Regions from separate parts of the Homo sapiens genome. Here region 2 is linked to region 1. A link is a loop called in an ENCODE intact Hi-C map of the cell type or tissue named here. Cell type or tissue: IMR-90. All regions are shown on one strand. Links, peaks and the distances in the headings refer to the core of each region. The heading gives the core; the rest is flanking DNA.

What was found. Peaks named below come from ENCODE experiments on the same cell type or tissue, not always from the same donor. Only the 100,000 strongest peaks of a DNase experiment are listed, where the experiment ranks them.
Region 2: a loop joins it to region 1, with 6 times the contacts of the local background. A loop is called at or near these places in 44 of 110 quality-filtered maps.

Annotation. Positions count from the first base shown.
Region 1 is chr3:141,559,574-141,563,972 of GRCh38, reverse strand. It overlaps RASA2 (RAS p21 protein activator 2), which reads right to left. Exons shown (of 24, transcript NM_006506.5): 9 at 3,978-4,079. Among named protein-coding and RNA genes, the nearest start is that of RASA2-IT1, 37 kb to the right of the region's middle. In IMR-90, for the core only: a CTCF peak has its summit at 2,340; a DNase peak (open chromatin) is centred at 2,342.
Region 2 is chr3:141,358,504-141,362,902 of GRCh38, reverse strand. It overlaps a transcript of ZBTB38 not described here. Among named protein-coding and RNA genes, the nearest start is that of ZBTB38, 7.8 kb to the left of the region's middle. In IMR-90, for the core only: a CTCF peak has its summit at 1,866 (motif pointing left); a DNase peak (open chromatin) is centred at 1,682; H3K4me3 peaks cover 194 bases; H3K27ac peaks cover 1,977 bases.

The sequences.
Region 1 (4,399 bases), core at 193-4,192:
AAGACTTCACAACATGTTGTTGTTTTACCCATCCCTTGAAAAGATCATTTTTTAAATGAGTAGGGAACTCTCTGATTCTCTTTTATATAATATTTTATAAGCAAGGGACACTCAAATCTTTGCTAATGGCTTAAAAGAATGTTTTTGAGTTTTAAATATATTCAGAAATATGCCAGAGTTCAAACTTACAGTACACTGGTTAAAAGCACAAACTTTGGGGTCAAACAGTTTGGTTCAAATCCCAGCTGTGTGACCTTAGACAAGTTGCTAAATTTCTCTGTGCTTTTTCCTCATTTGTCAAATAAGGAGTATTAATAGTGTCTTAACACATTAAAACCCTACAACAGCCCTAAAAAAGTTATTATAAGTAAAGTACTTAGAATAGTTCCTGGCACACAGTAATCACTATGTAAATGTTACACATATAACATTTATATATGTGATGTATAACTATTACCACTTAAATATATGAATAACTATCAATAGTCATTTGTATAACTATATAAATGTGATTATTTTAAAATATTATTACAAAAGCTCAATTTAATAAACTGCCTGAAGGATCCTTGTGAATTAAATAATTCTGTATGAATTAGAGCTAAAGAGAAAAGGCTCAAGATTTGTTAAATAGTTCAGGACTATCTGGCATTTCTAAGTGAAAACAAAACAAAAAACTCATATATATATATGTCAGTTTTTGAATGAAATATTTCCGTTTGAAAGAAAAAGAAACAGGGAATAAAGAGAAATTTTTAACTGAAAGTAGCATTCAGTTGCTCTAAACATGTACTTTTCATTCACAGGCATAAAAGCAATCCTTATGCTCTCAAGAGTAAGCAGTTTTGACAGTCCCTTAACAGAAAAAAATCAGCATTTAAACAATTCTAACCATAGGGTCTGTGTAATTAAAATTGAGGTAGACAAACCCAAAGTGCAATTATTTGTACATAATGCTATGTAAATGAGAGAATAAAGAAGCAGTTCTATTAATAACTGAACGTGGGCCAGGTGCGGTGGCTCACGCCTGTAATCCCAGCACTTTGGGAGGCCGAGGCGGGGGGATCAAGAGGTCAGGAGATCAAGACCAGCCTGGTGAACATGGTGAAACCCCATCTCTACTAAAAATACAAAAATTAGCTGGGTGTGGTGGCGGATGCCTGTCATCCCAGCTACTCAGGAGGCTGAGGCAGGAGAATGGCTTAAACTCGGGAGGTGGAGATTGCAGTGGGCCAAGATGGCGCTACTGCACTCCAGCCTGGAGACAGAGCGAGACTCCGTATAAAAAAAAAAAGTTTAACGTTATTTCTGGTTTTTTTTTGTGTGTTGTTGTTGTTTTTTGTTTTCTTTTTTTGAGACGGAGTCTCGCTCTGTCTCCCAGGCTGGAGTGCAGTGGTGGATCTCAGCTTACTGTAAGCTCCCGCTCCCAGGTGCACGCAATTTCTCCTGCGCCAGCTCCTGAGTAGCTGGCACTACAGTTGCCCACTACCAAGCCCAGCTAATTTTTTGTATTTTTAGTAGAGATGGGGTTTCACCATTGTTAGCCAGGATGTCTCGATCTCCTGACCTCATGATCCGCCTGCCTTGCGCTCCCAAAGTGCTGGGATTACAGGCTTGAGCCACCGTGCCAGGCCTATTTCTTTTTTTTTTTTTTTTAACTGAAGACAGGAGACTTGTTATATTTTCTAAATTCAAATATTAAACAGATACGTTAAAAATGTGAGACCAAAGGCTGGGCGCAATGGCTCACAATCCCAGCACTTTGGGAGGCCGAAGTGGGCGGATCACGAGGTCAGGAGTTCAAGACCAGCCTGGCCAACATAGTTAAAACCCCGTCTCTACTAAAAATACAAAAATTAGCTCGGCATGGTGGTGTGTGCCTGAAGTCCCAGCTACTTGGGAGGCTGAGGCAGGAGAATCACTTGAACCCGGGAGGTGGAGGTTGCAGTGAGCCGAGATCATGCCACTGCACTCCAGCTTGGACAACAGAGTGAGGCTTTGTCTCAAAAAAAGTAAGACCGCCCCCCCACAAAAAAAAGTTTGAGGACAAAAGGTGTCAAAATTAACAAACTGGAAAGCTAAATCATATCAAATATTCATCTAGTCTAAAATCATGTATAAAGTGCTTCTGTTGAAAAGAAAAACCCAGTAATTCATTTTATCTATTATTTGAATCTTACTTTCAAATTTAAAAATTAATCTATTTTGAGACTTTTCAAACAACAGAATTAAATTACTGATGATTACTCTCTTAACATCAACATTAGAAAGAATTTGCCTGAAATCCTGAGGGTAAATAAATCTTTTCTTGAGTTTTCATGCAGTTACTAACAACCCCACAAGGGGATGCTATGGCTCTACAATTGATGGAGGAGGTTAAGAGTTTTATTTCCAACTTAAAAGAAATGGCATTCACATTTTTATGTTTCCTTACAACTGTGGAATTATATATGAATTACCAGATGTTCCTATTTCATGCTATATAAATTTCAGCACTTATATTTCTGGCAGGTTACTTTAAAATATCATGGGCCAAAAACATCTATAAAAATAAAATTAGTTTGTTAATGTTCTTACATACTGCCAAGGAAGCTGCACAAAGTTTTGCCAAATTTGGAAGGCATCTCTGGAGACAGTCTTACTTAAAAAACAGATTATGTGGCACATTTCAAGTTCATTTTGAGGGACCCGGAGGCACTACAACGTGTTTTTCTCTTCTGTACTGAGTGGTCTGGCACATAATTTTAAAAACTTGACAAACTGAGCTCAGAAATTTTCATTTTAAAATGTATGCTATTTGATGGAAGGTGGAAGACATGGTGTAGTGGGAGGATGACAGGTCCCAAATCTTCATCAATTTTTCATAGTGACTACATTTGATTTTTTTCCCCCTCTGTGGATGCATTTTACAAACTATAATACACAAAATGCCAACATAAAGACCAATAAATCTTAGATCTGCCTTGGACTATAGAGAGGCAAAAATAAAGTAAAAATTTTGAGAGTCTCCATATCAGTCTACAAGTGATAACTGCTCTAGGACAAGACTCTAAAATGAAGATGTCTGATGGCCAATCAGAAGAGGCAGGCTCTTTTAGGAACAGATGAAACTGATATCCATAAGAAACACCTAAACACTCCTCTTTGAGGCAGCAGAAACTGAGATCCAAAAAGTGCTCCTTAAAAGGCAAATGAGAAAGGCATGTTCATTTATACCCAGTTGAAACCAAAATCTAGCAAGAGAGATGCTGGGCAACATACTGAAAGGATACACACGCTTTTAAGTGCTATAGACAGAAAAAAAACAATAGTTTCACATTGATTCTGCTAAGGAAACTAGCTCAATGTAATGTCTGAACATTAATTTGAATTTAACATCAGTGTAATGTTATTATTAGAGTCACTGAAAACTAAAATAATATTATAGTCATTATTGAAAACCAAGAGCCCTAAAAAGTGCCAGCTCAACAACATAAGACCTTAGACATTCAAAAAGTAACATTAGGGCCATCTACAGTACATTTCAATGGGGTGTGGTGAAGGAAGAACAGTGGTTAGTTCCCATAAACAACTGAGTCCCCTAAATAAAATCCTTTGCTTTCAAATACCCACAGTTCCTATGACCACTAATAAAACTTCTGAAATGCAGACACTGATTTGTGACCAAGCGTTTTCTTACATGAACAACTCTTATGTAATGTTTTAAATGTTTCCCATTTTTCTCCTTAAGAGTCGTCTTCACTTCTGAACAGAAAAATATTCCTAGATGATTCAGTTCTTTTATCTCAGTACCACAGGTCAAGTCATAAAACTTACAATTTACTTCTGCAACAATGAATTAATGAACATATCAATATTAATGACGTTTAGCTTATTACATGGCAAATTTAAAATATGTTCAGAGTAAGCATTTATTTGCATATATATACTGTACTAAAGAGAATTAAACTATGGAGTTCACTAAAATGCTGGGCCCTTACCAGGCTTGATGAGAGGAATCAGTTCTTAATACGTTCACAGGAACCTTAATCTCACCTAGGAAAACATCTTGGACTAGGTTTCCATTGTTCCACAAGTCGATCCTGAAAATTGAAAACTGGCTTTATGTTTTGCAAACAATGTTTAAGAGAGTTCACACCACAAAACAGCTTCAAATTACTTTGATCTGTATTACAGCATTAATTTTACATGCTTAAAAGATGTTAGCAACACCATATACATACCTCACTATCCAGACTAGAGAAGCAAAATACTACAGCAGCTTTTATTTAAAAAGCACAGAAAGTAATTTTAAATAGTCTGAAAGAAGGCACTTAAACTGTCTTAGTTTGAAAGTCGAGGCTTTATTTTAACCTATAGCAATAAGGACTACAGAAAGAAACTACAATAAGACTACAGTTTC
Region 2 (4,399 bases), core at 152-4,151, 200 kb after region 1:
CTTGGGGTGGGGGGCAGGGTTGCAGCCCAAGAAACCCAGTCTAGTCACCAAAAGTAATTTCTAATTAACTCATATTAATACTTGCATTTCTCAAACATCACAAAGAGCCCCTTCAATTCCCCTCAGCATCCTTTTCCCCTCCTATCCAAGCCTCTTACACCCCATAGCTTCTGCCTCCCTTTCTTTCTCCCAAACTCCCTGAAATCTTTTCTCCAGTCCTAATCAGCCTTCCTCTGGTCCTTCCGCTCTGTCCAGTTCTTCTTCTGTTGGGGCAGAAAAAGAAATTGGACAAACAAAGCCAGAACTCTTGTTAGTGGGCAGGAAGAGAAGAAAATCAGGGAACACTTAAACTTAATTTATGTCCTATCACTCATGTAAAGTGCTTAGTGCAATGTCTGATATATAATAATGGCTCAATAAATGTTGGATTAAAAATGTTTTTTGTGCTGGTGGTCATTTTATGCTATCTATATTTTATGTTATCTATTTTATGTTAATGATGTGGGGGGTTTAGATCATAACCTCTGAGAATCCAGTCTAGAGGTTGCTACCCAATGGCCCATCCTCACTCATTTGGGTGAATTTTGGGAATTCAAATTTGGAATTATTGTTCTCTTTTCTTCCTCCTGAATCACGCCTCAGAGAATCAGCCCTTGGAAAACTATAAAACTTGTAAAAAGTTCATCTTTAGGGATCCTTGAATACTGTTCGGAGGACACATCTGTTTCCTCCCTAGACCAGCTCCAGGACCCTAAACTCTTTCCCCTCCACAAAACCTTCTAGTATAATACCTTCAAGTGCAGGTCAGGACTCATTATTTAGTGGGTCAGCATGGGTTGCAAGTGATAGAATAAAATAAAACAATAGAAAAGATCCAAGTACATTATAACTAACACTTTCGTTTCGATTTTATAATATGTATGTGAGCTGGGTCTCTCTGTGAAACATATTTTCTATTGTGGTTCAGGGTTTTAAAAAAATGTTTAAAAACCAGTGTTGTAGATCCCTCACTTTCGCTGAGGTGTATAAACAACTCATCAGAGCATAAAGTAAACTCCTCTTAGTGATCTGTCCACTTTTATAGGGATGGAGACCTTAAGTCCTAGGGATGAAGCTCCATCAGTAGTGAAGTATTTGGGGGCACTGAGGCTCTTTCCTGTAATTTACAACACTTGGAGAAGGAGTAACTTCTGTTTGCTGTCTGGACCTACCCTGCTCCCTCATGCTACCCCATAGCCATCCCCTTCTCTCATTCCCACAATATCTACACATTCACACCTTGAACTTGTTGTGGGGTTTTCTATTTTTCAAGACTCTTTCACTTTCTCCATCTCTTCTGGTTTTCACAACTATTCTATGAAGTTGATGGGTCAGACGCAAGTCCTTGCTTGACCACTTAACATACTGTGTGACCTTAACTTCTCAGCCTCAGCTTCCTCAGTTCTGTTATCTATATAAAACCAGAGAAGTCAAGAAATTTGGCCAACATCACACAGCCCAGAAGTGGCAGGACCAGGAACAGAACTAGATTTTCCACCTCCCAGCCTGGTTGTCCTGCAGGCTCCGCTTATGGAAATGCACATCTTTTTTTAGAGGCATGATTCATCTGACTACCTTACAAAGAATGTTTAAAAAGCAGAGAATATTTTGCCCTCCCCTCCCCGCCATATCTAAAAACACTGACTTTTATGGCACCAGGCACAAGACAAACAACTCTTCATGCTTCGTGGTAAGGGGTTATCACACTCAACATCAAAGACTATTTATTTAAGGCTGGGGCGGTCAGAAACAGAAACAAAGTCAAGAGGAGAGGAAAACAAAGTTCCCTGAGTGCTCTGTTTTTGTCCTTTGTGTAGCAGAGTGTCCCCTCTAGTGGCTCTGGAGGAAAATAGCTTCTGGAAAACAAATTTACAGATTTGACATTGACGGAGTCAGAGAATTTGGTGCTTTAGGTGAGCTTAAAGCACTTGGTTCTGTGCTTCCTTTTATTGATGAGAAACTGAGGACAAGAGCAGTGATTCTCAACCAGGGGTGCGTTTGCCCCCTGGAAAACGTTTGGCAACATCTGGAGACTTTTTTATTGTCATTTTGGGGGTAATACCGTCAACAGTGGGTAGAAGCCAGGGATGCTGCCAAACATCCTATAATACACAGGACAGCCCCCCGACCCCAACACAACTATCTGGTCCAGTAAGTCGATAGTGCCGAGGTGAAGAAATCCTAGACTAGAAAAATGACGGGACCTGCCCAGGGACTTACAGCTTATTCACAGCTTTTGACAGCTCAGACTAAGCACTCTCTTTTTGTTCCTTACTTTTTAAAAATTAGAATTGTTAATGATTCAAAAATAATACATGTTCATAAATAAGAGTAATATAATAAAATATAATTAAAAGATTTTCCATCCCCTCATGCCTCCCCAGAATCAATGTTAAAATCTTTGGTGGTTGATTAGGCCGAACTGTATTAGAAATGACAATTGTAGACCCTTTTTGATGTACAAAAATGGCAATTTCTGATGGCAAAGCTTAAGACGTTCATCCCTCACTCCAGGCACACGCCGAAACAAGCATCAAGGCACACAGGGGATTCTTTTGACTTTGCTTGTCATACAGGAGTTAGAGTCAACAGCACAGATTATAAGCAGCACTGTGGGGTCCCAGAGCTAAGATGGTCTATGACAGACATTAGAGGACACTGAATTGTGTGGTGCATGTGTTTAATGCCTCTTTGACACTTGGGATCTCACCCTTTTGTAGAGAGCTTGGTTCAGGATTAGAGTCTTCTGTAGGCTATGCTGTCTAACTAGAAATTAGTAAGATTCTTTTGTTGTTTTTGTATTTATTATTATGGGCACTTTATAGGAAGCACTGTTGGTTTTCTATTGAATATGAGGTTTTAAAACTTCATCTTATGACAAATTTATAAGAAAAACTAAGACAACTCAAAAAAATTTTGTTGTTTTTGTTTATGAGACAGGGTCTTGCTCTGTTGCCCAGGCTGGAGTGCAGTGGTGTGATCATGGCTCACTCCAACCTCAACCTTCAGGGCTCAAGCAATCCTCCCACCTCAGCCTCCTGAGTAGCTGGAACCACAGGCATGGACCACCATGCCTGGCTAATTTTTTAACTTTTTGTAGAGATGAGGTCTTGCTGTGTTGTCCAGGCCAGTCTCGAACTCCTGGGCTCAAGTGATCCTCCTGCGTTGGCCTCCCAAAGTGCTGGGATTACAGGCATGAGCCACTGCACCTGGCCCATTATCTTTTTATTGATTACTGTTTTTCTTATCTTCACTGTGCCATTTGACCACATTCTTATCTTCAAAAAATACTGTCCTTTGCTGGACTAAGAATGCTCTACTATCCTGGATCTTCTTTGTCTCTTGTGGCAAACACTGTTGTTAGCCTACACAATTGCCACTACCTCTTCCTTCCTTCTTGCTGGGCACAGCTCACCACCCACCATAGGGGCTGACAATGGCAGATAGGCACATGCTCAGCCTACCTCGCAACTAAGGCATGGATGTGTGGCATGATCCTGGCCAATGGCACATGAAGGGAAGTTTCTTGGGTAGAGCACTGGGAAAAAGTTTCTTTCCTTAAAAGCCAGAGATTCAGGTTTCTGTAGGCAATTGTATGAAGAGGTGATTCCTTGAAGAGCAGCAGCATCTTCCAACAATGAGGGGGAAGGTCAGAGTGTAAAAACCAGTACATTAAGATGGTGAAGAGAAAGGTGGAAGAGCTGGGTCCTTGGCAACACTGGTAAGTCCTGGGCCAACTCGAGAACCACCTACTTCCAGATTTCCTGTTAGTAAGATAATATGTCTTTGTCATTTATGCCATTTGTAGTTCAGTGTTCCTTACTTGCAGCCAAAATCTTCCTTACTGAGCACTCATATGACCACATAACAGCTACTCACTGGCCTCCTAATGGCTCTCCTTGGTCGCCCAGCCCCAATCCACCATCCTGAATCCAGTCCCTTCTCTCTAAAGAGCCAGTTTGGTTAGAGAATTCTGTAGTTCAAGCCTTTAGTGGTAGTATTGTGCCAAATCAAAGAAGCCACTGACAAAAGACCACAAATTCTATGTTTTCATGCATATAAAATGTCCAGAACAGGGAAATCTATAGGGGCAGAAAATAGATTAGTGGTTGCTTAGGGCTGGGATGGAGATAGGGGCTTAGGGAGGTGACAGCCAAAGGGTACAAGGTTTCTTTTTGAAGTGATGAAAATTTCCTAAAAGTGACTATGTTGATGGTTGCATTTGTCTGTGACTATACTAAAAAAATTTGAATTATACACTTTAAAAGGGTGCATTTTACACTTTAAATAGGTGAATTGAATGATGTGTGAATCATATCATAATAAAGCCATTTTTAAAAGAACATTTCAGTGGTGATCT